3 separate regions of the Homo sapiens genome follow, and regions 1 and 3 are each linked to region 2. The links are chromatin loops, found by intact Hi-C in ENCODE. Cell type or tissue: PC-9. All regions are shown on one strand. Links, peaks and the distances in the headings refer to the core of each region. The heading gives the core; the rest is flanking DNA. Region 1 has its middle 24 kb from the start of MAMDC2. Region 2 has its middle 72 kb from the start of MAMDC2. Region 3 overlaps MAMDC2 (MAM domain containing 2).

Region 1 (11,059 bases), core at 934-8,933, 49 kb before region 2:
AAGACAAGAATTGAGGTTTGGGAACCTCCACCTAGATTTCAGAGGATGTATGAAAATTCTGGGACGTCCAGGCAGAAGTTTGCTGTAGGGTCAGAGCCCTCATGGAGAATCTCTGCTAGGACAGTGTGGAAGGGAAATGTGAGGTTAGAGCCCCCACACAGAATCCCCAGTGGGGCACTGCCTAGGGGAGTTGTGAGAAGAGAGCCACTGTTCTCCAGACCCCAGAATGGTAGATCTACCGACAGCTTGTACCATGTACCTGGAAAAGCCACAGACACTTAATGCCAGCCATGAAAGCAGCAGGGAAGTGGGCATTACCCTGCAAAGCCACAGGGGCGGAGCTGCCCAAGGCCATGGGAGCCCACCTCTTGCATCAGTGTGTCTTGCACGTAAGACTTGGAGTTAAAGAGATCATTTTGGAACTTTAAAATTTAATGACTGCTCTATTGGATTTCAGACTTTCATGGGGCCTGTAACCCTGTTGTTTTGGCCAATTTCTCCAATTTGGAATGGGTGTATTTACCCGATGCCTGTACCCCCATTGTATCAAGGAAGTAACTAACTTGCTTTTGATTTTACAGGCTCATAGGTGGAAGGGACTTACCTTGTCTCAGATGAGACTTTGGACTCGGACTTTTGAGTTAATGCTGGAATGGGTTAAGACTTTGGGGGACTGTTGGAAGGGTATGATTACGTTTTGATAAGTGAGGACATGAGATTTGGGAAGGGCCGGGGCAGAATGATATGGTTTGGCTGTCTCCCCACCAAAATCTCATCTTAAATTGTACTTCCCATCATCCTCACATGTCATAGGAGTGACCTAGTGGGAGGCAGTTATCCTCATGCTGTTCTCATGGTCGTGAATGAGTTCTCATGAGATCTGATGGTTTTATATGGGGCTTTTCTCCCTTTTGCCAGGCATTTCTCCTTGCTGCCAACATGTGAAGAAGGACACGTTTGCTTCCCTTTCTGCAATGATTGTGAGTTTCCTGAGGCTTCCCCAGCCATGCTGAACTGTGAGTCAATTAAACCTCTTTCATTTTTAAATTACCCAGTCTCGGGTATGTCTTTATTAGCCATGTAAGGGCAGACTAACACAAGGACTCAAACAGGTATTTGTCCATCAATTTTCATAGCAGCCTTATTCACAATAGTCAAAAGGTGGAATCAATAGATGTTTATCAATAGATGAATAAATAATTAAAATGTGTTGTGATGGTTAATTTTATGTGTCAACTTGACTGATCACAGGATGCCCAGATATTTAACTAAACGCTATTCCCTGGTGTGTCTGTGTAGTTGTTTGCAGATGAAACTAGCATTGAATCAGGGAATTTAGGACAGCAGTTTGCCCTCCCCAATGTGGGTGGGCATCATCCAATTTATTGAGGGCCTGAATAGAACAGAAATGTAGAGAAAGGAAGAATTTGGCCCTTCTTACCTGATTGCTAGAGCACAGACATCCATCTTTTCCTGCCCTCAGTGTTTCTGATTCTCAGGCCTTCAGACCCAGACTGAAATTTATGCCATCGGCTGCTCTGGTTCCCAGGCCTTCAGACTTGGACTGAAGCTCACCATTGGCTTTCCTGGGCTCCAGCTTGCAAACAGCAGATTGTGAGATTTCTCAGCCTCCATAATCGTGTGAACCAATTCCTTATAATAAATCTCCTCCTATATATATCCTATTGGTTCTGTTTTTCTGGAGAACCCTGACTAATACATATGGTATATACATAAAATGAAGTATTTTTCAGCCTCAAAAAGCAGTGAAATTCTGATACATGCTACAAACGGATGAACTTTGAAAACATCATGCTAAGTGAAATAAGTTAGATGCAAAAGGGCAAATATTGCATGCTTCCACATATATAAAGTACCCACCATCACATTTATAAAGACAAAAGTAGAATAGGCGAGGGTTAAAGGGGATGGAGAATTATTGTTTAATGGGTACAAAAATTTCGTCTGGGAAGATAAAAAATTTGCAGAGATACATAGTGGTGATGATTGTACAACAATATGAATGAGCTTAATGTCACTGAATTGTACACTTAAAAATAGCTAAAGTGATAAATTTTACATTATGTACATTTTACCACAATAAAAAATATAATTAATTAATAATTTTGGAAATCAAAATGAAATGGAAATTGACCAGATAATTTATTTCATTACCCCTGTACTTTGGTGTTTTTCTAGATGGGAGATAGAAGAAAAAAGAAAATAAAAAATGATTTTTATTAGATCTTTTGTGTAAGATCTACTGCACAGCAAGGGGCAGGTTATACCAGAGTTATGAGAATTGAATGTTGAGAGTAGAACCCCAAAGAATTCAGATAACATAGAGACAGTCTTGCAACCAAAGGTCAGCACAGCATATTGAAAGTCTGGGCATTAGAATAACAGTCATCTATGTTCAAGCCTCCCCATTTCAGTGCAATAAAAAAAGATTTAGGAAACCTGGAATCGGCCAGAGTCTCACACCTGTAATCCCAGCACTTTGGGAGGCCGAGGAGGGCGGATCACCTGAGGTCAGGAGTTCCAGACCAGCCTGGCCAACATGATGAAAACCCATCTCTACTAAAAATCAATATTAGCCGGGTGTGGTGGCATGTGCCTGTAATCCCAGCTACCCAGGAGGCTGAGGCAGGAGACTCACTTGAACCCAGGAGGCAGAGGTTGCAGTGAGCTGAGATCATGCCATTGCACTCCAGCCTGGGCAATAGAGCAAGACCCTGTCAAAAAAAAAAAAAAAAGAAAAGAAAAGAAAAAAAAAAGAAACCTGGAATCAAGAATAGCCGAATGGGCTTATCGACTACAAAAATATCAAAAATTAGTTTTCTTTTAGAAAGGTTTTTAGATTTATTTTCTTCAATTCTAAAAAAAGAAAAACCAGTTATTAATAAGGGCAAAAATCAGAGAGAGAGCAACTGAATAATAATTAGCACAGGAAGTTTGGAGCCAAATATTCCCTGATCTCCAACTGACCTTGAGCAAATCGCTTAAGCTCTCTGCTCTTTAGCTTCCCTGGTTCTACAACGAAAATGATAGCTTCCTCACCAAGGTATTGGGAAATTCATCAAATTCACCACTGTCAAGCAAATTATGGTATGCAGAAAGCCAGGGCAGACATTTTGTTCCTTTCAAATACATAGACTATCTATAAAACAATATGTTGAGCAAGAATCACCAAATGTCCAATTGATGCACACAAAATATCCAAATAATAAAATTAGAACTTTATTTACAACTGTTAGAGTGTTCTATGTTACGGCTTTCAAAAGTCCAAACACATTGATTCCCAGCTGCACTGCAACTCCACCCTACGTATCTTGCCTCTTGTCCTGGTGACTTATTGGTATCTGATGTTCAGGAGAGGAAATAACTCAGCAAATGGGCAAGAGGGCCAGTCTTCCAGACCTCTAGACTCCCGTTTTTGTTTCCCAATCTTCTTCATCTTAGCGCAACTAAATTGCAACCCTGAATTCAAAGGTATCTTCCTAAGAACCTCTCAAATGCATGATTTACAGATTGCTTTGCAGGTAAAGCAAGCTAACTTGATCCTTTAAATAAAAGTGACCTTGTTACTTTAACAGGAAAATAATAAATCTATCTGAAAGACTTTTAGGCTTCAATTATTTTTCAAGCATCCTTAGTTAATTAAAAGAGGGCAATATACAAAAGAAGATAACCTTTTCGAGATAAACTATAAATACACCATCATTAATGAATTTCATTACAGGAAAGACAAGGCAACAAGCAATTCTAGTTTAATTCAGCATTTAACTTAAGATGATAGAATGGCAGCTTTGCAGCTAATGTTTTAAGTAGTTAAAATATTTTTACAGGGTCATCCTTTAAAATCTGACATGTGCTTCAAAAATAAATGAATATACTCCAAGGCAATAAGCTTTTGTTTAGACTTTGGGGTCATATTAGTGATTTATCTTTCTTGTTTCAGCTACAGATACTTCAGAAATATTAATTAGAAAGAAAGAATTATAGTGCTGACTAGGTCTAACTTACTATATCTTCTTTTGTAGTTATGTGGCTTTTTATTATATTACCCTGTTGAAGGGAAATTTGTTTTACACTGATGACAAACCAAAACAAATCCAGCCTTTGTGGTGGGGGAAAACTGCCGTATTTCTTGAGCATAACTGCATTGTAATGTGCTGACAAATTCAAAGTAACTGCTCTGAGTAATGAATGCATAGGGAAACTCCAGACCAAAGGAACTGGAATGGTAGTGATGGAAAGGAAATACCCTGATTTTATTTTTTCCTAAAAAGTAAGCTTAAGTTCCAAGTGTTTTTCATTCAAGAGTTCCAAATATCTTTCAACGGTGTCACTCCAAAAATGAAAAGAGAGAAAACAAAGAGACATCTGAATGCCCAGTCTGTTCCTCTGAGAAATACATGATTAATTCTCATGATTAACAAGTCTTTGTCCATTCAGCTTGACTGGCTCTGGGCCAGCCTGCTGGGAGGGGTGCTGACTGGGTGTAAAGTTATTATAGCTTCAAGAGTGCAAGGTTTGGCGTCAGACTGCCTGGGTTCGAATCTCAGCTGCGCCACTTAGCAGTTCTTTAACCTCACTGAACCTCAGTTTCTTCTGTCAATGAGAGATGGTGACAATCACAGTCTCCTAGAATGAAGTGAGATAATGTATATAAAGCACTTAGTGAAGGCCTAACACATAATAAACATTCAATACATGTTAGCCAACTTCTTATTTTTGCTATAAGCTTGGATGATTTAACAACTCCCAAGAGCATAGCCCAATTAGCATTAAAAAATTATTTGGGCAAAGGATGCCCTTATAAGCAAATGAAAAATTTAGTAGAATTCAGTGATTTCTTCCAGGTGCCCAAGGCACTTCCTGGTATAAATCAGAAGCACAAAAACCATATAATCCCAGAAAAATAATGAGAAACTATGATGTGGTCCTTAACACTGGAAAAGCCCTCGGAGGAGGGTGCGAATCAAGTGTGCAGACTTCACAGGCCGGGGAAGAACCAAGTCCTTTTCTTTTGCAGCTGGGAGGTGGATAGCCTCGGGCAAATTTTCAAGCCCATTGCCCTCTACCTGGACTCTGGGCTGTTGCAGGGAGCATGGTGAAAGTGAGGTTTGTGTGGGAGCTGGATGAGGCCTGTGACTGCCAGCTTTTCCCCATTTCCCTGATAACCTGCATGACTCAGCAGAGGCAGCCATAATCCTCCTAGGTACACAAGTCCAGGGACCTGGAAATCTCACCCCCATCTGCCACAGCAGGCTCAGCAAGAACCGCCCAGGGAGAGTCTGAGCTCAGATATGCCCACCGCGGGTCCCTATCCACACTACTACAGCTGATGATTTTGGAAAGCACCACCTCCTGGCAGGAGGCCAACCAGCACAAAAATAGAGCATTAAACCAGCAAAGGTAAGGACCCTCATGGAGTCCATTGCACCCTCTGCCACCTCCACCAGAACAGAGGCTGGTATTCATGGCTGAGAGACCCACAGACGGTTCACATCATAGGACTCTGTGCCGACAACCCCCAGTACCAGCCTGGAGCCAGGTAGACTCACTGGGTGGCTAGACCCAGAAGAGAGACAGCAATCACTGCAGTTCAGCTCACAGGAAGTCACATCCATAGGAAAAGGGGAAGAGTACTACATCAAGGGAACATCCTGTAGACAAAAGAACCTGAACAATAGCCTTCAGCCTTAGACCTTCCCTCTGACAGAGCCTACCCAAATGAGAAGGAACCAGAAAACCAACCCAGGTAATGTGACAAAACAAGGCTCTTCAATACCCCCCCAAAATCACACTAGTTCACCAGCAATGGATCCAAGCCAAGAATAATCCCTGATTTACCTGAAAAAGAATTCAGGAAGTTAGTAAGCTAATCAGGGAGGGACCAGAGAAAGATGAAGCCCAATGCAAGGAAATCCAAAAAATGATACAAGAAGTGAAGGGAGAAATATTCATGGAAATAGATAGCTTAAAGAAAAAACAATAAAAAATTCAGGAAACTTTGGACACACTTTTAGAAATGCGAAATGCTTTGGGAAGTCTCAGCAATAGAATTGAACAAGCAGATGAAAGAAATTCAGAGCTCAAAGACAAAGTCTTCAAATTAACCCAATCCAACAAAAACAAGGAAAAAAGAATAAGAAAATATGAACAAAGCCTCCAAGAAGTCTGGGATTACGTTAAATAACCAAACCTAAGAATAATCAGTGTACCTGAGGAAGAAGAGAATTCTTAACACTTCAAAAAACCCCTCTTTCTACCTCAGTGCCAATACACATTTACACATAAAACTTTGAGTTCATCAGGATTTACACCTAAATGAACAATCATCCAAGAACTGACAAAGTACAATCTATCATTTAGGACAGAACATGAAGGATTTGATTCAGTTAGATTTATTGTGAATATGCTGCGTGATAGCACTTTAGGTGACAGGTGTTAGAGCTGAGATGATAACTAAATTACAGTGAATATTAGTGAAGTAAAGGAAGAATTTAATTGATACCTTCATGTCTCTCTCAAACTGGAGAGTTTTTTTTTTAAGGTAGTAACCCTTTGGGCTCATGAAGAATCCCTGTAACAGTTCTAAATTGTTTTATGTACTTAAAGTAGCTTGAGACTGAGTTAGAACTGCAATGTTAAGATAGCTAGTAGGTATGTTAGAACAAATTAATTATATCCAAAAAGCTCTTCATCTATTTACCATGCACAGTTATTCTGAGATTTACTATGCCATCCAAGTGGGACTCAAGAAACCTAATGAAACTCACTATTTATGCCTATAACACAGCAGTAATATTTCAAGACCATCTCATTAGTAGAAATATTTGCAGTCAACCCATTTGGGATGCCCTTGGAAAAAAATACGTGAAGCGTATCAAAAGAACATAGTTCTCTTTCAGCACAGGGGTTATTTGTCAAAATGTTAGAGCAAATGACAACATTAGATTAGTTCAACTGGTTCATTCTTTCCCCCAGAAAACTATTTAAAGATGTCAGACCACTTAAGAATCTGCTGAGTTTAGAGTGAATTAACACAAAATTGTAAATGGTACTTTGCTTTCAGAGAGAGTAAACATTTAGGAGAAATTAGATGCAAAGATTATTGCCTCTATTTTTCTATCTGGTAGCTTCCAATAAGTTAATGCAGTGCCATCCACACACCTATTTAGCTTTATTACTAAATTTTAAAATGATATCGCTTTAAGAAATAAAGAATCTTTAAGAAATAAAGATCTATAAAGCTGCTCAGTTTGCTCAGCCATGCTTGCCCCTACAAATACCCCACGGCTTCTGAAGATAATGCTTGTTGGCCATAAGAGAGGGACCTCATTCCTGGGACTGTGAGAATAAGAGAGAATTCAAACAGAAGCATCTCAATACACACAAGATTTTACTCTTTTCCTGTGACACAACCCACTGGCACGTTTAGAGCCTCCCAAGCCCGAGACTGGCTTGCCTCCTTAAAAATTCAGACTCGGTCTTCATTCTAGTGTATTGGTTGAGAGAATGGCCTTAAATTCTCTCTTCTAACATTTACTTCCGGTAAAGAGGGAAATTACTCTTTGGGCCATGGCTTCTTCATCTGTAAAATAGGGATAATAAGAGTAACTACCTCATACAGCTATTAGAAGGACTAAATAAGAAAAACCATGTAAAGCACTTAGAACTGACTAGCACATCATCTTCATTCTTCTGCTTCATGTTCATGGTAGAAGGCACCAAGCTGGGTGCCAGCATTCAATGATGGAAGAGAAGAGGCAGCCTCCCCTCAGGACTCTCACAGGCTAGCTGAGGAGCAGACATGAAAGTGAATCACTGCACTGCTTTCATTGAGACATATCAATGCAGAGGCCATAGGAGATCTCTGCTACTCTGTTAGGGGTTACGCCAGGGATTTCTGAAATGCCCCAGAACTTCACAGGACAGAGATACTTTGGCACACCCTTGAAGGATAAATATTATGTGGATGCCAAAGTAATTGCGGTTTTTGCAATTAAAAGCAATGGCAAAACCCACAATTACTTTTGCACCAACCTATTACAACTTTCCCTTCAGTTAAATGATCTAAAATCTGCCAGGCATGGTAGCTCACACCTGTAATCCCAACACCTTGGGAGGCCAAGATTGGGGGATCACCTGAGGTCAGGAGTTTGAGACCAGCCTGGCCAACATGGTGAAACCCCATCTCTGCTAAAAATACGAAAATTAGCTGGGCTTGGTGGCAAGGTGCCTGTAATCCCAGCTACTCAGGAAGCTGAGGCACAAGAATCTCTTGAACCCGGGAGGTGGAGGTTGCAGTGAGCCGAGATCACACCATTGCACTCCAGCCTGGGCGAGACGAGTGAAACTACGTCTCAAAAAAAATAAAATGACCTAAAATCACATTTGTACTGTTTGCAATTATACCACATTACATAATGCTGCCACATGGAAAAGCCAGGGCAGGCTCACATCACTCAGACGCCCAAGCATAGGGGATTAGAGATTATAGTCTCATTCGGTCTGTGTGTACATAAACGCTGCTACACTTTTTCCCTAGGCCCAAGCTAAGTGACAAAATGTCTCTAGGGTTTTGAGTTGTCCAGAAATTTGGGTCAAACTAGGACTTTAAGAGTTATTGTAATGGCTTTCCTTAGGAGAAAGGTCACATAGAATTCCCTCTTGGCTTGAGAAAAAGTTCGTTTGCATTTATGACACTATAACTCTTAAAACAGAGAGTTTCTCTCTCTATTTTGACCACTGAGAAGCTTGGGAACAAACTGGCCACATGACAATAGCAACGATATAAGGCTGCTTTTTCCTCTTGTTCTGAATTCTTACCCACATCTGATACCTTTGTCGTTTAATTTTTATGGCATGCATTTTTGAAACAAGTTCAAATGCTCTCAGGATGCGAAGAAAAAAATGCTTTTAGGACTCTCAAATTTATGAGAAAGTAATTCAGTGGTGCCCTTGAAGAGTGAATATCCCTTCTCCCCCTAAGGCTTCATTCACTTACAGAGAATTTACTCATTGATAGATCTAGGATAACATTTTTAACCATCAGACACCAGGGGGCTGTTTTCCTGTGGGGAAAAAAAGTATCTTATATAATTTTCTTGCAAAAGAAATCATTCAGACGTATTTGCTAGAGCAAGCAGTCCATGTAGTACTAAACTAGCTAAGGACATATTTGAAGGAGCATGGTGGAGAGGCCAGTGGAAACTCTGAAATCAGGGAGTTGGAGCAGCTCCATCAACTGCCCAACTGGACAGCCACCAGGACCACTTCTCGTAGAGGCTTGCAGGAGACAAACTGTGGCAATGGAAAGAACTAAAAGATTAGGAGATACACACACACACACATACATACATACACACACACACAATCAAAACAAAACCAGTAACACTACAACGTCTGAACAAAAGGCCACTTTTAGGAATTATTTTTTTAACTGGACAACTCCATTTGTACCATGAGGATCAGTATAAAAGTCCAAGTTGTCCCTGCAATTAGAAAAAGATGCTTATATCAAATATCCTCATCAAAATGAGAAGAACTGAAGTGACAGCATTATGTAAAGCCATATAGACACAAGGTTACTGTTGGGGAGGAAAGATGTCTTTCCTCACTAATTTCTGGGTTTATGGCTGAGGCCCCTATAACAAAAGGTAGAAACAAGAGAAAACCATACAAGTGTATTTAAGTTTTACATGATATAGGAGGCTTAAGACCCAAAGAAACAGGGAAACCTATGTATTTTTATGCTAAGTTTAATGAAGAAGTGGATAGCTGTGGCAAAGTATGTTTGGACAAAGAGTGTATGATCTAATGGTAATAAACTGGGAGGATCTTAGCAAGGCCTGTTTGTTCAGATTCTTCTCTGTGCCTCTGTGTCTCTAGAGGCAAGGACATTCCTTTCCTGTGGGTATAGGGGAGCACCTCTGGAATGAAGGTTTTATGACCTGCTTTAGGGGAGTAGAATAAGGGAAAGTGAGAGTGATCTTCCTGCTTCTGCTGTTTTTCCAAATGCCAAGCTGCCATATTTTTGAGTAACATGTCCTGAACCCCATCAATGCATTTCATTCATGTAGCTACACAAACACACACACACCAGCTACATATGGTTCTACTTGGTGTTAGCACATTACATATATTAACTCTTTACCTTTCCCAAGAGGTAGGTTTTAGGTTTTATCACCTCCATTGTCAGGAGATATAGAAGTTAACTAACTTGCTTGGCACACACGTGTGTCAGTTGTTGAGCTGAGTTTCCAACCCAGGTTTGGGTAACTCTTTTGTAAAGTATGCAATTTCCACTTGGCCATATGAGTCAGAGAGGTGTATGTAGAAGAAAGACTTGCAGATACCTTGGAAGCCATGAAGAAACAGGGATTTGAAAAAAGCATGCTTTGCTGGCATGGAAGAAATTAATCCCACATCTTCTTTTCCCTATTACTAAAACCTCCTTACAATATTGAAGAAAATCTTGCATGGTTCAGTTTTGACACTGGCCTGAAAAGACTCTATTGGCTGCTTATTTAAGAAATTTATGTTAGGCTGGGTGCAGTGGCTCACGTTTGTAATCCCAGCAGTTTGGGAGGCCAAGGTCGGTGGATCACCTGAGGTCAGGAGTTCAAGACCAGCCTGGCCAACATATAGTGAAACCCATCTCAACTAAAAAATATATAAAAATTAGCTGGGCATGGTGGCTCATGCCTGTAGTGCCAGCTACTTGGGAAGCTGAGGCAGAAGAATCACTTGAACCTGGAAGGCAGAGGTTGCAGTGAGCCGAGATCACGCCACTGCACTCCAGCGTAGGCGACAGAGTGAGACTCTGTCTCAAAAGCATAGGCCAGAAGCTAAAGAAATAGCAGCTATAATTGAGAAGCAGTGCAGGGGTAAGAATCTATTTATAGACAAGGAGGCTAAAGCTGGGGAGGTTGAGGGACTTACTCAAGACCACCCGTGGGCTGTGCACGGTGGCTCATGCCTGTAATCCCAGCACTTTGGGAGGCCAACGTGGGCGGATCACAAGGTCAGGAGATTGAGACCATCC
Region 2 (11,059 bases), core at 2,097-10,096:
AATCAAAAATTTTACTGGCAATTTAATACTAAGTTTGTGCTTACTATAACACCCCTTCTAAAATTAGAAGGTGCCCAGCTCCATCTTGGGTGCCTTCCCTCTTTGCAATCATTTTCCACTTGAGCCCAGGAATTTGAGACCAGCCTGGGCAACATGGCGAAACCTCATCTCTACAAAAGATACAAGTGTCAACTTATCTACAATTAGCCTTTGGGATGCTGCGTCTGCACAGATTTGTGTCACTCAGCCATGAATGACACATGTTACACTCAGCCTTCACTACGTGTGGCTTTCCTCCCAGATTCTGTTTCTGTTCTTTCTTTAATTTTTTCTTTTTTCTTTTTTCTTTTTTCTTTTTTTTTTTTTTTTTGAGACGGAGTTTTGCTCTTGTTGCCCAGGCTGGAGTGCGGTGGCATGATCTCGGCTCACCGCAACCTCTGCCTCCTGGATTCAAGCGATTCTCCTGCCTCAGCCTCCCGAGTAGCTGGGATTACAGGCATGCACCACCACGCCTGGCTAATTTTGTATTTTTAGTAGAGACAGGGTTTCTCCATGTTGGTCAGGCTGGTCTCTAACTCCTGACCTCAGGTGGTCCTCCCGCCTCATTCTCCCAAAGTGCTGGGATTACAGGCATGAGCCATCAAGCCGGCTGTTTCTGTTCCTTCTAAATCTGGGTTTGGTTGTACCCTAAACACACTCAGTTTCTTTAATGTTTCCTCAGTGAACTTCTCATTAGAATAACCCAAGATTACAGAGTAGGCATTTCTTTTCTAAAGCTACTTATCCTTCTTAAGTGATAGTCCCTTTTAGAAACTGACTATGGGCTCACTTCGCCTTTCTTAGACTAAAAAAAAAAAAAAAAAAATCCAATGGATGTGTCTGAACATGCCCATTTGTCCGTTTCTCTGCTATTACAAATTCCAAGGTGAATCAGTCATTTCCTCCCATGCTTCCCATACCTTCTGTTTCACCAACTGGCCTTTCCTTTTGGTCAGAATTAAGTGGAAGCTCGATTCCCTTTGTCCTCTAATCAGCTGTTCCACTTTTAGCAGTAGGAGCCTCCCAGCAGATGTTTGGAGAGTTTAAAGTCATGATATCACCGCATCACTATTATAGGACCAAACAGTCCTCACCCCTCCTCACTTCTCTGTGTCTTTTCATCTCTGCACACATGCTGCCATGCACAATTCTGGAGTTTTCCACCTGGCACTTTGTTAATATCTAGTGTTCAAGTTGAGTGGGAGGGCTGGGGCTGAGAAAGCTTAGAGCACCAGCTAGACATGGATCTAGAGATGTGTCAGTAAGTGGGGTCCAAACCAACCTTCAGGTCCTGGAAGTACATGAGTAAAGGACAAACCCTCTGACTTAGTTTAGGGGAACCATGTAGTTTCAGGGACCTAAACTGCACTCCAGCTCTGGCAGTAGAGCATGTGGCCGAGATTATGGCAACCATGACATTTGCTCCATAACCACAGTGATTAGTTCAGCAGTGAGCGCATAACTTCAGTCAGACTACTTAGAGAAAACCTCAGGACTCCTGCTGGGGATGTTGGGAGGGAGCTTCTCTTGCCTCTGAGGAGAACAGGAAGCCCATAGAGCTGCTTGTAGCCATCTTAGGACCACAAGAAAATTTCGTTTTAGATGAAGTCGACACCATGGAAGGGGAAACAAAAAAATGAAAGCAATCAGGTTCTTGATAACATCATTGAGCTATAAAACCAAGGGTTCCCTTTGGCCGGCCTTCCTTTGGATTTTCAGTTCCTCTTAATATGAAGCCCATATGAGTTGGGGTTCCTATTCAAAATATGTCCTTCCATTCCATAACCAGATCCAAAGTTCTGTTTCACCAAGTTGCAACAACAACCATGAGACTGGGTTAAAATACTAAATTTATTCATTTTTTAAAATTACCATTACTCTGTTTATTAAACCCAAGCCAAAAAAAGTCATTTTTGTTTGTTTTATTTTTAATAAAAAGAGACTTGGGAAAATGTATCATTTGGAAAATGTCAATAAAGAGAGACAAAGTTGCAAGATATACAGGATTGTTAAAGGAGCAGGTGTCAGGAACTAGCCATGACTACAGGGATTTGGGCTGAGATAAAAAGAAGACACAGAATTTTCCAAGAAATAGGGTTCAAAAAAGAAGGATGAGGTAACCTACGTCAGGGATGGAGGAATCCGATGAGTTCTCACTGATGTGAAAGACAGGGTGGGAAGGCCAAGAGGCCACCCATTTGCGGGCTGGTGGGAGCAGGGCCATGACTGGCTTGGTGTTCAGAATTGATAGGATGTTAGGTGAGTCAGAAAAGGACTGAAAGACTAAGAGAATAAAGAATGACTGGACGCTGAGAGGTGATGCAGGGAGAGAAGGTGAGTCTGGCAAAACTGAAGGAGTGGAAAGGTGGAGGCAACACCCTGTGATCAGAGTCGGCTCTGAGCTCCAGCCACTTAAGGACATGTTCATCTTCTGCTCCCTGCTTTGCCTCTATGAACACTACAATAAGTATGATGAATTATTCTCTCCAAATGCTGTATTTCCCTAATATGATCCCCCTACGCCCTTGTTTCCATGGCCTCTGTCTCAGTCTTAGGCACAAACATGTCATACCTGGGCAGTGGGTGGCAGAAACTGGATCATTTAGTCAAATGTTGATGGTATATGTGAAGTTTCATCCCCCTTCCCCTGCCCCAGCCACGTACATGAACATCCCTTCAGTCCTACAACCTCCACAAGAAAAAGCCTATAAAACATCTGAAGAAGCTTTATGGTTCTCTTCCCTCCCAATTCCATGTTACTCCATGGTAGGAAAAGCAACTTGTACAAACCTCAAAGGGCCACAGAGATTATCTACACCACTTCTCTACCTTTGAAATCGGTGAAACTGAGGCCCAGAGAAATACAGATACTCACACAGTCAGCTAGTGGTCAAGCTGGCATGAACACTGCAGTGCCCTGAGCTGTAGCCCAGCATCTGTCTCTCCACACAATGAGGGCCTCTTCATCTTTGGAATTCTCACCTCTTTTTACATCAAACAAAACTTGGCTTAAGACCCATGATTTGCCGGGTGTGGTGGCTCACGCCTGTAATCCCAGCACTTTGGGAGGCCGAGGTGGGTGGCTCGCCTAAGGTCAGGAGTTCGAGACAAGCCTGACCTCGGGGTCTCAAATAGAGACCCCGTCTCTACTAAAAATACAAAAACTAGCTAGGTGTGGTGGTGGGCACCTGTAATCCCAGCTACTCAGGAGGCTGAGGCAGGAGAATCGCTTGAACCCGGGAGGCAGAGGTTGGAGTGAGCTGAGATCACGCCATTGCACTCCAGCCTGGGCAACAAGAGTGAAACTCTGCCTCAAAAGACAACAACAACGACAACAAAAAACCCTCATTTATATCAAAATCCATCCTTGTTTCAACATGATTCCTGTGTTTGGGGTGTGTCGGAGGTCGGCGGTGGGGGGTGTATTTCAGTCTCTCTCCCCACTAGAGTAGAAGTCTCTCCAGGCATAAACCACCTCCCTGCCTCTCGCACTTCTCTGTCCATTTAAATCAGTCCAGTTCCATACCCCACCCTGGGACTATAAGTCCTGAAGAGACAGGGACTGTCTTACTAATCTTTTTGTCCTTGGGTCCTAGGAGAGTACCTGGCACACAGTAAGCGCTCAGTAAAAGCTTATCTGATAAAAACAGCTCTGTGTCCCAGCACAGGGGCTCGTGCCTATAATCCCAGCACTTTGGGAGGCCGAGGTGGGTGGATCACCTGAGGTCAGGAGTTCGAGACTAGCCTGGCCAACATGGTGAAACCCCAACTCTACTAAAAATACAAAAAATTAGCCAGGCGTGGTGGCAGATGCCTGTAATCCCAGCTACTAGGGAGGCTGAGGCAGGAGAATCACTTGAACCTGGGAGGTGGAGGTTACAGTGAGCCGAGATTGCACCATTGCACTCCAGCCTGGGAAACAAGAGCGAAACTCTGTACCAAAAAAAAAAAAAAAGAAAAGAAAAAGGAAAAAAGAAAGAAAACAGCTCTGTGAAACTGTAGAGTACATGGCCACAAATATTGACTGCTGATTTCATATTCTTTATCATCCATCCAGTACCTCAAGCAGTAGAAGAAGCAGGTAAAAGTTAGTTTCCAGAAATAGTTTAGCAGTTCTTCAAAAAGTCAAACATAGAATATCATATGACCCAGCAATCCCACTCCTAGGTTTATGCCCAAAACCCTTGTATAGATTCACTTCACTCTGCTTATCCAGTCATCAGTCAGTGGGCATCTGAGTTGTTAACCCTGTCTTTTGGCTGCTGTGAACAATGCTGCTGGGAACTTTTATATATGAACGTATGTGTGAGCAGATATTTTCAACTCTCTTGAGTATATTTCTAGGAGTAGAATTGCTGGGTCATATTTGGTAATTTTTTTTTTCATATTTTTTAACTTTTTGAGGAACTGCCAAACTGTTTTCTACAGTGGCTGTACCATTTTACATTCCAGAAATATATGAAAATTTCATTTCTCCCCATCCTCACTAACACTCACTTAAAAAATATATATATATAGCCTTCTTATTGGGAATAAAGTAGTGATTTTGATTTCCCTAGTGGCTAGTGATGTTGAGCATCTTTCCATGGGCTTCTTGGTTATTTGCCTATCTTCTCTGGATAAATGTCGATTCAGATCCTTTGTCCAAGATTAAAACTGGATTGTTTGTCTTTTTGTTATTGAGTTGTAAAATTCTTTATACATTCTGGATACTAGGCCCTTATCGGATATATTATTTACAAATATTTTCTCCCATTCTGTGGGTTCTTTTTAATTTCTTGATTGTGTCTTTTGACACACAAAAGTTTTTGATTTTGATGAAGTCTTTATTCTTTCTTTCTTTCTTTCTTTCTTTCTTTCTTTCTTTCTTTCTTTCTTTCTTTCTTTCGTTGCTTCTGCTTTTTGGTCCATGAGATCTTTGAACTCCAGCTTTCACTACCAACTAGGTCACCCCTTTCTCACTTTACTTTCTGGAGAACGAATCTGGTGGGACCCTGACTAGTCAATGATTGGCTGCTCCAGGGGCTGATCAAGGGATTTGAGGACCAGGAGTAACAGAGGGGGAAGGGATTCTGTGGTCAAACAAGACCACCAAGTGTATGCTTTCAGCAAGGGGTATGAGTGAGGGATCACTCCCAAATAGGGCACGTGGGATGACCGCACTCTCCCCCTACCAAGAAAATTGTCTCCTCACTGATCTGACACCTGGCAGCTGGCTGCCACCCAGTGGCGGAAACGAGAAAGGCTTAGGGGGTGCTAGTTTACAGTTGCTAGTTAGGTGGCTACAAAAACATTTTGCTAGAAATTTCAGTTAGGTCACACGTTGGGGCAGGATGGGTCTGGCGTTTGGATTGTTTGTGACTCGGTTGGGTTTAAGTGAAAAAGGGGCTTGTCTTTCTACTTTTGAAACTGCTGTCACTGTCACCAGCGCACTGCCTCCACGTGATAGAGAGCTGCATTCTTGTAGGTAGGCATCACCGTTTTAGCTGGAGAAGTTTGCTTCATGACCCATATGTGTTTCATTTATATGCTACTTCTACTTCTTAAAAATAGATTTCTACCCTGCCAACAGCAGGCCCCTTAATTTGAGGTGATTTTCCGGCAGTGTGTTAGGACGAAGCTGTGGCTGCGAATCACAGCACACCTAACCTTTCGTCTTAAGTTTGACCTTCTTACTTCAAACTCTACACAATCAAAATAAGTAACCATAAATTGGAGAGGAAAGAGACGAATACACACAATTAATAAACTAATGATTTAGAAGTAATAACCCAGTAATAATATCAGGGTACTCTTCACCACAATTCAATTCAACTGTTGATTTGCTAATGACAGAAATCCATCTTGAATGAACTTAAATAAAAGAATGAATTTGGCAGGGCACAGTGGCTCATGCCTGTAATCCCAGCACTTTGGGAGGCAGAGGTGGGTGAATCATTTGAGGTCAGGAGTTCGAAACCAGCTTGGCCAATATGGTGAGACCCCGTTTCTACTAAAAATACATAAATTAGCTGGGCATGGTGGTGGGCGCCTGTAATCCCAGCTACTCGGGAGGCTGAGATAAGAGAATCATTTGAACCTGGGAGGTAGAGGGTTGCAGTGAGCCGAGATCGCACCATTGCACTCCAGCTTGGGCAACAGAGTGAGACCCTGTCTAAAAAAAAAAAAAAGAATTCATAGTAAAGATGTTGGAGTATCTCAAAATCAAAGGTAGGTTGGATAACAAAATGATGAGAGAGGAATGTGTGTTATGGGGCCTCATGGGTAGTGATAGCCTAAACTTGGTCTTCAACTCTTCCTCTTTCTTTCCTTATGCTTCAGTCTGTGTTGATTTCAGTCAGTCTCTCTGCAAATGAGCATTTCCACATAGTAGGAAACATAAACACTGAAAGCTCCCATATTTCATGTTGCAGTAAGGGGCTAAATCATTGCAGAAAACAGCCACCTCTCCTGCAAGTTCACGCAGAAAGCATACACCCAGGGGTCATGCTTTACCAAGTGATTCCTGCTCCCTCCACCACTCTACAATTAGGTGTTTGCAAAATCACTGGGAGAGCTGGAGATGCAGGAATTAGGCTGAGATTCCTGGACTGACTTCCAGAACAATAGTGCAGTTTCCTGCCACAGTCAGAAAGCCTCTGCTGCTCTCTGTGCAAGTGAAATGGATGGCCTATGTTCTGCTTCTTGATACCCACAAAGCTAAGAACCAACCACTGGGACTTCAGCTGCACCTGTCACAGAAAAAAAAAAAAGTCTGTGTATCATACTTGCCCCAAAACAGCCCACAATGTGAAATTCTGCCTTCCCGATCTCTCAAGGGCATTGACTGGGGTCAATTAAGTTATCAGAAAAACCAAGCTATTAAAGAATCTGGGTGATGTGTTTCATTATAGGCTGAATGTTTGTGTCCTCACCAAATTCATATGTTGAAATCTAATCCTCAGTGTGATGGTATTAGGAGGTGGAGTCTTTGGGAGGGAATTAGGTCATGAGGGTGGAACCCTCATGAATGGGATTAGTGCTCTTATAAGAAGAGGCCAGAGAGCTAGCTGGCCCTCTTTCCACCAAGTGAGGAAACAAAGAGAAGTTAGCAGTCTGCAACCCAGAAAAGACCCTCATCAGAACCCAACCATGCTGGCACCCTGATCTCAGAATTCTGGCCTCCAGAATGATGAGAAAGAGATGTTTGTCATCTAAGTCACCCAGTTGTCACAGCAGCCTGAACTGACTAAGCCTTGTTCTTTAACTTTCCTTCCTGTAATTTGCAGTCATGTTACAAGAGATTGTAATGGAGCTGAGAGAGCCCATCTGCAGTATCTGGAACAGATCCTGACTCTTTCCTTCCATTTTCAGATTTACACTTTTATGGAAGAACTCTGCTTGGAATAGACAGAGTCCTCTATCCACCCCTGGACTAAATAATGGTGACTGATGGGGAGCCACACAATTGGATAAAAGCGAGGAAGGACCACTTCAGACAGGGAGACTCCTCTGAAACCACCTGGTTGGACAGGAGTTAGGGGAAGGCCTTATGAGGCCTTCAAAGCTCTTGGTGATCTTGGCCACCTAATGACTTGTTGACTTCATCTCCTACTTCTCACCCACTTGCTCACCTTGCTCCACTTTAAGGATACCAAAGCCCATTCTTACTCCAGCTATTGGGCAGGCTGTTCTCTGTGCCTGGAACATCCTTCCCTGAGATAGCCACAGGATTCTCTTCCTTACCTCACTCAAGTCCTTGCCCAGATTTCACTTTCTCAGCAAGGCCTACCCTGACCATCCCATTTAAAATCGCAGCCTGTTTCCCTCCCCTGGCACTCACAGTTCTTCTTATCCTGCTTCATGCTAGTTTTTTCTCTATTCACACATTGCTTTCTATCATATCCTTTTTTTAATTTTTTTTTTTTTTTTTTTTTGAGATGGAGTCTCGCTCTGTCACCTAGACTGGAGTGCAATGGCACAATTTTGGCTCACTGCAACCTCCGCCTCCTGTTTTCAAGCGATTCTCCCACCTCAGCCTCCTGAGTAGCTGGGATTACAGGCGCCTGCCACCACCCACGGCTAATTTTTGCATTTTTAGCAGAGACGGGGTTTCACCATGTTGGTGAGGCTGATCTCGAACTCCTGACCGCAGGCAATCTGCCTGCCTCGGCCTCCCAAAGTGTTGGGCTTACAGGCGTGAGCCACCGCACCTGGCCTATAATATTATTTACATACTTATGCTTATTGTCTTTCTCCCCTCTCCATGATGGCAGGAACGCTATTTTTAGACAAAGGAAAATGTTCTGTGCAAAGAAAATAAGAGTTGTCTACTACAGCCAACAATTATTATGTACTGTGTGCCAGGCACCATGAAAATTTAAATGCATAAGGCATGGTTCAGGCACTCAGAAACCCCCCCAAAATATCTCCTTAAAAAGAAAAAAAAGATGGGGGGGATCTTTTTTTCTTTTTCTTTCCTTGCTTTTTTTTTTTTTTTTTTTTTTCCTGAGACAGGGACTCACTGTCACCCAGGCTAGAATGGAGTGTTGCAATCATAGCTCACTGTAGCCTCGAACTCCTGGGCTCAAGCAATCCTCCCACTTCAGCCTACCAAGTAGCTGAGACTGCAGGTGCCAGCCACCACATCTGGCTAATTTTTTTTGTTAGTTTTTTGGAGAAATGAGGTCTTGCTATGTTGCCTAGGCAGGTCTCAAACTCCTGGCCTCAGGTTATCCTCCTACCTTGGCTTCCCAAAATGCTGAGAGAAAAATCTTTGATGACGAAGTGAGAAGTGGTATGCTAAGAGGAATCATGGTTCGAAGAAGGGAGTGTATCACTTGTTCTTGTACAAACAGAGGATGCTATAGAGGGAGAAGCCCAGGCCTGAACCAGACCTTCAAAAGATGAATGAATTCAGGTAGATGGTAGAAGTAAGGAGGATATTCCAAGGAGGGATAACTGCATGAATAAAGATGTAGGATCACAGGAGTTGGGGAGAGAAAAATGTTCCCCGATTCATAAAACAAAAATTATGAGCTACAAAGAAGTAACTAATACACTAACATGTTCCCCTTCCCCATGTCCCCAGTAGTCTGTGTGTTTGTGTTTAATATTTGACCAAAACCTGCAAGGCAGTGGGTGGGAGATTTCCCCTTGGAACAGGGCATAGGAAGAATCTCTGTAAACCCTAAGCTAAGGCAAAGGCCTCACTTTATGCCTTCCTTGATGTAAAATTGCATGTGGGCAACCTAAAGTAAGAAGGTCAAGAGAAGTGCTCCTATAAAAGATCATGAAAAAAGAGGGATTGTAGAATTCCAGTCTCACTGGAGTCTAAATTAGCAGTTCTTTAATTTCAGCATGTAGACGAGTGGCCGGGGATCATGATGCATATTGGATGTGTGTGTTTCTGTGAAGCTTCCCAAAGTCCCTGATACTTTATTATCTGGAACAATTTGCTTCTCCTTCTAAACAAGTCCCATCTTATCCAAGCCCAGGAAGGCTTTGCCTTTCACCACTAAAAAGACCTCGAGAGCATCATAGTGTTTTCCTAAGAAAAGTAAAATTAAGAAAAAAAAATCTACCCTGAAGAATTACATCCCCTTCCTAGAAAGCAGAAGATGTTGCAGTCATTTTTTGTTTCAGATAGAATTCTTTTCTTCCACTCAAAAGTGGTTTGCACAACCATGGTGGGCAGAATAATGGCCCTCCACAGATGTCCTCATCCTAATCCCCAGCACCTATGAATATGTTACCTTATATGGTAAAAGGGACCTTGCAGATGTGACTAAAGACCCTGAGATGAGGTATTTTTTCTGAGTTATCCAGATGGGCCCAATCACACGAGTTAGCAAAATCTGGGAGCCTTTCCCACTGGTCAGAGGGAATGTGACCACAGAAGAAGGGCCCAGAGATACAGCATTGCTAGCTTTGAAGACAGAAGAGACCATCAGTCAAAGAATGGAGATGTCCTTTAGGAGCTAAAAAGGCAAAGAAACATATTCTCTCCTAGGGCTTCCAGAAAGGAAAACAGCCCTCACCTTGATTTTAGCCCAGTGAGACCCGTGGCAGATTTCTAACCTCCAGAACTCCAAGATAATACATTTGAGATGGCCAGGTGCACTGGCACACATCTGTAATTCTAGCTACTCGAGAAGCTGAGGAGGTGGGAGGATTGTTTGAGCTCAGGAGTTCATGTCCAGCCTGGGCAACACAGTGAGACCCTAGCTCTAAAAAAAATAAATAAATAAGGCCGGGCACGGTGGCTCACGCCTTCAGCACTTTGGGAGGCCAAAGCAGGCAGATCATGAGGTCAGGAGTTCAAGACCAGCCTGGCCAACACAGTGAAACCCCATCTTTACTAAAAATACAAACATTAGCCGGGCGTGGTGGTGTGTGCCTGTAGTCCCAGCTACTTGGGAGGCTGAGGCAGGAGAATCAATTGAACCCGGGAGGCAGAGGTTGTGGTGAGCCGAGATTGTGCCACTGCACTCCAGCCTGGGCAACAGAGCAAGACTCTGTCTCAAAAAATAAATAAATAAATAAATATATACATACATACATACATTTGTGTTAAGCCACTTTTTAAATTTTTACAGCAGCATTAACAATGAGTGCGATGATATAAGTGAACTTCACAGAGATTTTAAAACACACACACATAATGGCAGAAACCACATGGGACAGGGAGGGCTACTCTTCCTGGCCATTCTCTGATGACAGGTTTTCTCCCCCATCGCCTAGTAACTTGAGTGTGGAGGGAGCCCACAGTGCTCTTCTGCATGTGCTCCTTACACTCTTCAATACTGTGAAAGCAAGGACAGAAATACAAAAATAGAAATAAATGGAAAGCACACTGTTTCAAATGTTCATAAGAGGTGACTGTGTTTTGTAAACTATATTATCTCATTTCTCTTGATGTTTAGTACAGTCTTGTTGAATGTCCCAGCTTTACCACCACTGAATTTTGGAATGTTCTGGGAAATCATGTGTTCATCATTGAGCTGAAGCATTAAAAATTGAGCAGATCTCACCCATCCCA
Region 3 (11,059 bases), core at 1,789-9,788, 84 kb before region 2:
AAGTTTGAGTACCATGATGGGTTCCAGGTATCAGTGGCTTCTCTTAGGGGAAGGGAAGAGAATTAAGACAATTGTTTAAACAATTCATTCAACCAATTCAACATCTGGGACTGGGAAGACCTAGCCACAGATTAGTTAAGGATTTCTCTCTGTCTCTCTCTCTTTCTCTCTCTCTCTGACACAGACAGACAGACAGACACACACACACACCTTCTTACTCATGACTGGGCAGTGTCTTGGAATTTAGTATCTGCATGTTATATATCTTTTCTTTGCTGCAGGAATTGCTTTCTAGATTTGTCAAAAGAAGAAAATGCTATCCTGTTTCTGGGAAATAAATCTGTTTTCCCAGTGGAACACTCATTCGAACCAGCAGACAAGGACAGTTGGGGGTGCCATAACAGCAGGATGAAAGCATAACTGAAAAATTCATTTTTTCTATTCACTGCTTCTGCCTAGATACATCCCTGAGGGAAGCACATCACTTAGGCAGGAAGTCTCCATGATGCTCGAGCTCATCTGTTATTTCTTTTTATTTAAAAAAGCCTGACAAGGTGTCAGCCTTCATAGATTGCTAAGGCTGAATTGCCACAGGGACTAAGATTCATTCATCCATTTGTCAAACATATTCTGAGTGTCTCTCCAGTGCCAAACACTGTGTTGGGCACAGGAGAATCTGGTGACACAAGTGAGAGGGATTCTTTGCTTCGAGTTTAACAGGGTTGATAGACAATAAACACAAAGCTTAGAGTTCAGCAGGGTTGATAGACAATGAACAAATAATTAAATCCACAAGAAAAATATCAGAGAGCCAATGTCCTAGTGAAAGAATTACAATCAGGTGACTGTGAGGAAGGTTGAACTTAAGGTCGATCTTAGCTCAGGAGAGAAGCTAACATTTCAACCAAGGCTTGAATGAAGAGACACAGAATGTTGTGTGAAGGTCTGAAGGAAGAGGGTTCCAGACATGCATAGGAAATGACACTAGTGCACACCCTTACCTATTTAATTCATCAGTGAATCAAGTGTACTGAGCCTCCAGTCAAGGGAGCTCATGAATTGGGTATTTGGGTGTGGCAGTGTAGGCTTCACAAGAACATAGCCTTTGATCTCAGCCCCTTAGCCTCTAATAGATCCTAACATAGCCATCAGCCATTACACTGTCTCTGGAAAAAACGATGAAGAAATCTATTTTCAAGGATTGAGGCCAAAAAGAACTGAATGTTGTAGCAGAAGCTTTCTCTCTACCTGTACTTTATTGAAACTGTCTTTGAACTGTGGAACATGGCGTTGGTTTTGTGATAATGGCACTAGATTACCTGAATGAATGAGGAAAGAACTTGTTCTAGGCTTGGGAAAGCAAGTCATAAAGAACCAAGAGCCAGCGGGAGGAGGAAAGAGGGGAGGGGGTCATGAAAGAAGAGCTTAACACGAAGGATAATAGAACACAGGTCATTATTCTCCTGTGGCTTCCTAATGCACATGTTCATGTCCCATAGCATGAACTTTGGAAATGTTAAAACAAACTATCTAAACCCTAGTTTCTTCATTTGTAAGGGGTACCTTCGTCACTGGGTTGTAAGAATTAAATGAGAGACGCATGCTCGTATGCCATGGGTCAAGAGACATTGCCCACTACAGGATGGAAAGACAGAAGACTGATCTCACTCCTCTGCCTTTATCCCACGGTTGAAGGATTTTCCCTCTTCTCAGGCTTCTGTGGTGTTTCCTGCTTCACCTCGCTACCCGTTTGAGTTCATATGCCTTTTTGCAAAACCCAAGCAGGCAAATATTACATTTTCATTTTTCTTTGTATAAGGATACTTCACTCATTTTCAAAACAAGTCCATCAAGATGATCAAGAAACATAGTTCTACTGGAATTTGTCCAGAGAATGTAGGTCAGTCGTGGGGATCCTCTGAGTGTGAGACTCTCACAGGAGTTCTCAAGTTAATCTCATTTGGAACTTGGAACCAGGCAGAAAATTCTTGTTGTTCCAGGGCACTGTGCCATTTCTAAAGAAAATGATGGATTTCAAATTTTCCCAAGTTAGAACTCATTTCCTCAAATACGAATTCAATTCTCCCTGTGTATGGGAGAACCTAGAAGAACTAATGTTTCTACATGCTTCTCTTAGTCACTCACATCAGAACTCAAGTAGAAAAGTTTCTTGCCTCAAAGTGCAGCAGAAAATAAATGAACGTTGCAATTGCTGTATCCCTCACAGAAGGCAGGCAGGAGCCAGGAAATCTGTTACAAAATATAGCCCTGCTGCCTAGGATCTTGAAGACCTGCAGGCTTCTGTCTGCCTCACCTGTCTCAACCGTAAAATGGGGATAAAAAATGACCCACCCTCACCAGGCCCTTGGGAGGGTTAAACTAATTAATAATAAAAAACACGGAGAACAATATATACCCAAAAGAAACCACTCCATATGGGTTATCTATTTTTATAACTATTATTATTTCTATCACAAGGACCCTTTGAGACCCCATGTCAAGAGAGGATGTAAACAGAGAGGTGACAAAGCAGAATGGTTATGTTCTTAGTCTTCGGAGATAAACCTAGGTTAAAATCCAGGCTCCACCAATAACTTGCTCTATGATTTTGGGAATGTTAAAAAAATTCTAAATCCCAATTTCTTCATCTGTAAAGAACATTTTCTTCATAGGGGGATTATAAGAATTAAATAAGATGATGCATGTCCTGCACTCAGCACAGTGTTTGGTGATAATTGCTCAATAATTGTTCAATAAAATAATTGTCATTATTCATATTCCTATTGAATCTTCAAGTTCAATGCCAACATGCCCACTCAGTGCTCTACAAATGCTTGCAAATGTCACTTTGGTCTTTGAGCTTATTTTTAGCAACTCAAATGAAATCTAAGGATAAAAATTTTTAAACGATTATCAAGGTATCTACTTTCAAATACTGAAATAAAACATTCCAGGCATCACCCTTAGCTCCCAGCTGAGGGCACCTGGATGGCAAGTCCTTCTGCAGCACACCTGGTGGTTTGTGATGGAAACTTAAAGGAGAATGAAATGAAATCTCAGATGGTCTCTCTCCAGGCTTTTTCCTTTGTCAACGTCTCCAAGGAAAAGTCTTTAAATCACTTGAGTCTAAAATCCGGTGCCTTTTGTGCATGACTATGATTCACTGCACATTAGGATGGAAATAATGGCAAATATTATCTATTTCTCCAAGACCAATTAATTTTCTAAGAATTCTTAGACTACTAGGCTAATATTGTGCTCAGCAAGAGATCGCTCATAAATGTGTCCAAACTTATTTTATGACAGGAATATGCTCCCCAAAGTACGAATGACTTCCTAATAACCATCTTGACAAATTAAAGGGGTTAATTAAAAATATAAACCATTTTGCACCCTTTTCATCTTCTAGCAGTTTTTATTGTGAGTAGCTGAGTTTGTGGAGAGACAAGAAGCTTGAGGAATATTCTGAGGCAACTGAGCTGTCTGCTTTAAGCTGTTACACACATAGGTCACCCTCATCCTCTCTCAAAAGCTGCATAATAGCGTACTTGATAGGCAAGAGGGCCACTTGGATCAAACTTGATCATGACAGAAATTAAGACATCATTGGTAATTATTGATATGTTCTTTAATAGGGGATGGTGTAAAAACCTGGGATTGATTTCTAACAGTTAGCAGAATTTTCTTTTGAATTCAATACTCTTTAAAGCAACAGTCCCCAAACTTTTTGGCACCAGGGACTGGTTTGTGGGAGACAATTTTCCCACAAACCAGGGGGTGGGAAGATGCTTTCAGGATGATTCAACCACATTACATTTATTGTGCACTTTATTTCTACTATTATTCATTGCAATACATAATGTAATGATTATACAATTCACCATAATGTAGAATCAGTGGGTGCCCTGAGCTTGTTTTTCTGCAACTAGAAAGTTGCATCTAGGGGCGATGGGAGGCAGTGACAGATCATCAGGCATTAGATTCTCATAAGGAGCACGCAACCTAGATCCTTTACATGTGCAAATTACGTAGGGTTCCCATTCCTATGAGAATCTAATGCCGCTGCTGATCTGGTAGGAGGTGGAGCTCAGGAGGTAATGCAAGTGATGGGGAGTGGCTGTAAATACAGATGAAGCCTCGCTTGCCTGCCTGCTGCTCAATCCTGCTGTGTGGCTGGGCTTCTAGTAGACCGGTACCGATCTGTGGCCTGGGGGTTGGGACCCCTGCTTTAAAGCAAGTACTATAAGTCCTAGTCCACAAGCCCAAGAGAAAATGAATCACGCCGCGTGCCAATACAATGCATCTTCAGATGTGTTATCCCCAACATCACTTATCTTGTATTATACAATATTCAGTACAGAACCATGTATAAGTAGTTTAAATATTTTATATTGACAACATAAGTTGACAACAAAGATACTAAAGTTTAACTCACATTTTCCTCACCAGAATTTATGAAAAAGAAAAAAGATTTTTAGAAACAACAGTGGGATTTCAGATGGCTGTTGCCAATTTTCAGGATTTGTAATGGAAAACCAGAGTTTCTTTCCATAAAGCTTATACTTTAAAGTTGGCTAATATAGGATCAAAACATACTTCACGAGAAAATTCTCCAACAGTCTACCCTATTATTCACTTTTAATAAAGTCAAAGAAATAGAAGAAATCTGTAGACACTTAGAAAACTTCCTGAGTTGTAGTTTTGGATAGATTGTTTTGGTCATAAAATATTGGTAAACGAAGGAGTCAGCTCCTCACTGAAGCAAAAGCATATTAAAGTCATCCTCTTTATAAGCATAGCCCCAAATAACACTTCAGCTCTCCTTGGCAGTGAGGCAAAAGTTTTTCAAATAAGGAATGGAAATTTCTCTAAGCATCTAGCAAAGTTATATATCACAGGACTGTATAGAAACATTGCCATTCTATTAAGAGTAATAGAATGAAGAAGTACCAAAATTCTTATCTAGAAGGGCAACCAGCTTGCAAAAGCACATTTATTTGTGTACTCTTTTAATTCTTTCACAGTAGGAATAGATGAACTTGAAGTTTAGGAATACTCCTTAAGACTGCCAAAGTATTTTAGGTCAAGCTATAAAATTTCCCTGAAGTTCTCTTCCAAGATTATGCTGAGGATTGAGAAGAGAATCCTTCAAATGGTTCCAAGAGCAAACTCTAATCTGTTATGGAAAAGAAATTAGTAAAAACTACATTTCTCTGTCTCTACTTGATGCCTTCCAAAGGCTCACCACTGCCCGGGAGACACACTAGTTGTAGGTGGGGCCTAGAACTCAGGGAAGGAGTTGTAATGTTGGGACATCATCAACACTGATGATGGAGGCAGAGGTTCCCCACCTTCTGCAGAGAAGCGTACAACTTGCAAGTCTGACTTCCTTGGTGTTGACCTCTGGAATAACAAAAGCATCATCCAACTCCAAGTGAATTAGGACCACTTGAAGTTCAAGCCAGGTGAGCTTGGCTTGACATCCCCACTCTCCCACTCTCCAACTGAGTTGCTTTGGGCACGTTATCCTAATCTCTCTGTGTCTCACAGTTTCTCATCTGTAAAATACTGATAATAACCACCTTCAAGATTGTTGTGAAAGTTAAAGATGATGAAAGTAAATGTGCTTGTCAGGCACTATTAAATGCTACCTATAGATCACAGACCTGGGCTGCATAGGAAGCTATTGCATAACTATCTCATTAAGTTTCACTGTGTACTTCTCACTCGGAACTACTTCTATAACAGAAATAGAATATATTATACAGTAACATTCCCATAGACCTAAAACATTCTCCTGCAGCTTATAAAAGACTTGTTTTTGTGTTGTTTTGTTTTTTTAAAGAGACAGGGTCTCGCTAAGTCTCCAGGAGTGGTCTTGAACTCCTGGCCTTAAGGTGATAGTCGCCCACCTCAGCCTCCCAAAATGCTGGGATTACAGGGATGAGCTACTATGCCTGGCCTTGTTTTTGTTTTTCAATGAGTAAGTTCCAGGGCACATCATAATTACCACAGATTCAGCCCAAGCTCCCACCTCCCCTGTATTTACAGTAGAAATAAAATTTCACACATTTGAAGTCGACACTCCAGTGCCCACAAGCCACTCAGTGGAGGGTACTTGGAATTATACGGGTACAAAGGAATTCCCAGGCTCTTAGGGTTTCTGAATCATCAAAGTGGAACTTGGATCTAATCCAGAGCTAGCAAGGAAGCCCCCCTCTTTTCAATCTTCTTTCTTTGCTGGTCCCTTCCCCTTACTATAGAAACAAGCTCAAGTCCCCCCTTCCTAAAACAAAACAAAACGAAAAAAAAAATAAAACTTTCATCTCAAAGTTTCTTTGTAGGTATGGTTGAACCCCTTTCTTCTCACATCTAAACTTTTTTTGCTGAGAAGTCTTTACCAACTATTGACATTTCCCATTTGTTCCACCCTACTGCATGGGGCCCCACTGATCACGTCCTCCTTTTGAAAATCCTAACTCCTTTGCTTCTACAATCTTCCACTTTCCTAATTCTTCTCATACATGCCCGGTTCTTCCTGTTTCTTTCATGTCCCCATCTCCTTCCTATACCTAATCCTTAAATGTGAGCTCAAGGCATCTTTTCTTAGCCTCCTGCTGTTATTACTTTATCCATTCTCCTTGGGTGATATCATCTCTGCTCGTAATTTTAACTACTACCTTTCTGCTAAAGGTTCCCATACTCCTGCCCAGACTATACCTGATCTTTAGATTCTTACATCAATGCCCTGCTCGAAGTCTCCACTTGGATGTGTCCCAGGCAGCTCAGAACTGATCATATCTTTTTCTACCCTAAGCATGAAGTTCCTCTTGGAACTCTCCCAACTGTTGGCACCATCAACCAAACAGCTGCCCAAACTAGAAATTTCAGAGTCACTCTTCCTCTGACTCATTACTCCTATCAATCAGTACTCAAGCCCTACCAACTTAATCCCCTTTAAGTTGCTTTATTTACTGCTTGCCTTTCACACCTAACACCCCTGCCCTAATTCAGGCCCTCATAATCTCTTCCTTAGATACATGGGTAGCCTCCTAATTAGCCTCCCCATTGGCAATTCTATCTCCCTCAAATTGAGCCTCCTCACAGCTCCTGAATGAACAGGCAGGTCCAGCAGTGAAGTAACAAATGTCCAGTGATAAAGTCACACAAATGCCTCTTCCAGAAGTATCTTGCCTACACCTTGCATCTCTGTATTACTCTTGCCCAAATATTGCTCTCTATACTTCCTGTTGATTCTGAGAGCTAACTGACAACCTTCCAATACCTCCTTCACTGCTTGATCAAATGAAAAGCCTTGACTAGCACACAATTCCTTTTACCTTCTACCACAATTGTGGGTTTTTGTGTCCTCTATTGGCCTAGGGCCGCCACCAAGGGCAGGGACCATGACTGTGAACCCTATGGAGTGTGTACTCATGTACTATGTCCTCCAACTACTAACATAGAACATGATGGATAGTAGACACTTAGATGCTTGTTCACAGTATGAATAGTCTGCAGTAGGGTTTTCTGTAAAACATATTATTTATTCATGATGCAATGAAATTATGGTAATGATACCACTTGTTTTATTATCTTATTCTTAGCCTCAGAATCCCATAAAACACATGCAAATTTCTCACAAAGTAGAGAAAGCAAATATCCTGGAAGATCTGACTTGCAAACCTGATCCTCTGCTTTCTCCATTTGTCATAACCATATATAAGAACTTCTTCCCAGAGCAGACAAATATCCTTATGTGCTTTTAACCATCAAGGTGGGTGCTATGGACATCTCACACCTGAGTACCTCAGAAACACCCGCTCTCCATAGCTAGTTCAAAGTCTGGTCATCCCTTGCCAAAAAATACTTTCCAGCCCCAGCAGTGCCACTCTCAAGGTTGCATTGTGGTTGTTTGTGATGGCAGAGAGTCAAGGGACTTAGGCATCCCTGATGGGTAAATAATCCAAGAGCTTTTTGTCCATTGGCAAATTAGGGATGAAACAGGCCATGTACTGGTGAGACAAGCTGTAATACTGCTTTGCTGTTATATTTGGAAATTACAGCATAAGCCTTCAAACTCTTTGAAGTCCCATGGTAGGAAGGATTACTAAACACAACCTCTTTTACTACAGGAAAAAAATGTTAAGGATTTTTTATTTTTTTTCCATCAATCTCAACAATGGCTTTACAGATTGGTTAAATTCAAAGTGTTTGTTGATGCCACATATTATCAGGCATTGTAAGGAGGATGTGATTCCTGTTCTCAGAGACATAACAGTCTGATGAGGTGACAGGGTGGGGACTCTTATCAGGAGATGCCAATAAGAAGACTTACACAGTGGAAAGTGCAGAGAGCCATGGGAAGGGAGGGTTTTCATCTGGAAAAGTTATGGAATGTTTTAAGAAAAAGCTGGACCTTAAAGCATAGGTGGAACCTAAATAGATGAGCATGGGACAGGAGAATAGAAAAGCAGCATTATACAGGTAAAGAGAACTTTGCAAATAAAACAAGAAGCAAGTAAGTAAAGGGCATGTTGAATGAACAGCACATTAGAGATTAATGGGAAGGAAGAGGAGAAATGTAATTTGGAGCAAACTGTGAAGGGCCTTGAATGCCAAACAAGGCATTTTGCACATTAGCCTGTGGGTAATTGCTAATCATCAAAAGATACTTAAGACGAGGGCATTTCTTCTTTCTTACATCTGGAGAAGCTGGGGAGTTGAAAGCCATTCCAATACACATTCCTCAACCATGGACACATATCACAATCACCTAGGGAGTCTGTTAGTGTGTGTTGTTTTTTAATGATGCCAAGTCTGGTCCCATTTCTGGACAAATAAATCAGAACCTCTTGGAGTAAGACCTGGATATAGCTTTAAAAAAATTTTTTTTTACCTGTTTTAATTTCCAGCCAGGGCTGAGAACCATTCTGTAGGTGAAACTATATCTATCTATCTGTCTGTCTATCTATCTATCTATCTATCTATCTATCTATCTATCTCTATCTATCTAGATAGGTAAATAGATATAAATAGATGGATATGTAATCAAACACTCCAAGAACCTAGACCTGAATGCATAACTACATTTATATGATTTAGTTGGTTAAGAAAAGCATAAGAAAAATTGAAGGAGAGTGCTGGGATAGTTGTTAGACACAAAAATCAGGGTTGACCAACAAGGATACCCAAGACAAGTTTAACTACCTGCTAGCTCTACTTATTGGGATACCCATCACCTCTACTAACATAAATGGATTTCACTCAACTTCTTCAAAACCTAATAGTTTGAAAAGATATAGAAGTAAGACTGATGCTGGGGTGATCTACCAAAGAGGTTCTGTTATTTTAAGAACCAAAATATTTAAATGAATATTACACCCCAAGATACAAGTTACCAAAACATGGTAACTATAGGCTAAAAGATTTGAAGATGGCAACAAAAGCATAAAGTCCTCTGACAAAAATTATTTTTTTCCTCCCCACATATTAGCTGACTTCTGCAATTATGGTATGGGAAACATCCTAAAAATCCCTAGGTGTCTTATTAGGGATCAGGCCAGGATTTGGGTAGCCACTTCCCATTCAGCAACTCTAATTTGAGTAGGGAGGAAACCAGATGGGGTGTTGGCCTTCATAAGGAGGAGGCTGCCCAGACACAGCTTACATCCACAGAAGCCAGTAGAGGCTTAGCAGGCAGATATTACCACCCCAGTTGGGTTAAATCTCAAGTGGAGGGGTCAGGCAAGAGAACTCAAGCACCCAGACTGATTGACAGGAAGGCCAAGGGTTAGGATCTTGTCCAAGAACTTAGGAGATGAGAGATCATAGAAGGCACCAGCACCATCACTAATGGAGCCAATTGATGCTGAGGCACTAGCAGGCTGGGGTGGGAGAATAATGAAGCAGAAAGCAAAGCATTCTTGACAACAACCAATAATTTATAGAGAAAAATGTATCATCTGCTGGGATAGACTACACACTAAGTATGAAACTCAGTGTTATTACTTTATATCCACACCTTGTTCAGCCACACAAAAGTGAGATAAGGCTTACCAGTGCTTAAACTAGAGCCAAATAAGAAAAGTAAGGTTCTTTCTCTGGTTGGAATGAAGAGTAGATGGCATAACTATAAGCAAAAGAAAACCACACTCTCCTTAGGTCCCCAAAAGCTGTTTTGGAAAGCTGTCTGAGTTAGAAAAACTAATGTTTATTTATAAAGTTTATGATGTTGATAAAAGACACATCAAGTAATAGTAAGAATAACATCAGGTTACATGTATAAAGTGCTCACTCTGTGTTAAACGTATTAATGTATATAGTCTTCACAACAATCTCATGTGATAGGTACTTTTACTATCTCAATTTTATAGCCAAGGAAACTGAGACATAGAGAGGATAAATGACTTTCCCAAGCCCACACAGCTTGAAAGAGCAGAGCCTGGATTCTAATCCAAGTCACCCAGCTCCAGAGCTTATACTAACCACGAGGCTTAAGCCGTTCTTCATGATAAGGAACTACCTTTGAAGGGGCAGAATGAACCAGGAGCACGTAGGAAAACACTTAAGGATATGTTTGTGATCTAATACAGTCATTCAACAGGTTCTTTCATTCAACAAATATATATCGAGCACCTGCTATGTGCCAGGCTCTTTTCTACACGCTGAAGATCACAGACGGGTGGGATCCCTATACATCTGAAAGAGTGAATACATGTTACATGGTATGGCATAAAATGTAGTGTTTTGTGGCTTTGTTTGGCCCCAAACACTGCATCTTTGGAATCTGAGTTCTTCCACATGTCTGAAATATAATTAGCTCTCTGATGAAGAGTTTCCAACACAACAAAGTTTCAGAGTTTAGAACCCAGAGTGGAGACAGGGATGTTTCCTCCAATGCTGGAGGAAAAAGAACTGGTGGAGAGCCAAGGAGCTGAGGCAATGTCCAAGGGCTGCCTGACTTGGTCTGTGTAGGAGGAGGCAGCACTGGATGACCTCCAAGGCCCAGCTCTAGGATCTGGGTTCCCAGGAAGCAAGGCAGAAGCAAGGCTGCCCT

Evidence for each region. Peaks named below come from ENCODE experiments on the same cell type or tissue, not always from the same donor. Only the 100,000 strongest peaks of a DNase experiment are listed, where the experiment ranks them.
Region 1: it touches region 2 in a loop (2.7-fold over the local background); 4 of 110 quality-filtered maps call a loop at or near these places.
Region 3: a loop joins it to region 2, with 5 times the contacts of the local background. A loop is called at or near these places in 23 of 110 quality-filtered maps.

Annotation. Positions count from the first base shown.
Region 1 is chr9:70,014,542-70,025,600 of GRCh38, reverse strand. No RefSeq gene overlaps it. Among named protein-coding and RNA genes, the nearest start is that of MAMDC2, 24 kb to the left of the region's middle. In PC-9, for the core only: no CTCF peak of the experiment used is centred there; a DNase peak (open chromatin) is centred at 4,300; H3K27ac peaks cover 1,052 bases.
Region 2 is chr9:69,966,299-69,977,357 of GRCh38, reverse strand. No RefSeq gene overlaps it. Among named protein-coding and RNA genes, the nearest start is that of MAMDC2, 72 kb to the left of the region's middle. In PC-9, for the core only: CTCF peaks have their summits at 5,054 and 5,255 (motif pointing left); no DNase peak of the experiment used is centred there.
Region 3 is chr9:70,049,835-70,060,893 of GRCh38, reverse strand. All of the region lies in intron 2 of MAMDC2 (MAM domain containing 2), which reads right to left. Among named protein-coding and RNA genes, the nearest start is that of MAMDC2, 12 kb to the right of the region's middle. In PC-9, for the core only: no CTCF peak of the experiment used is centred there; DNase peaks (open chromatin) are centred at 6,133 and 6,753; H3K4me3 peaks cover 711 bases; H3K27ac peaks cover 2,532 bases.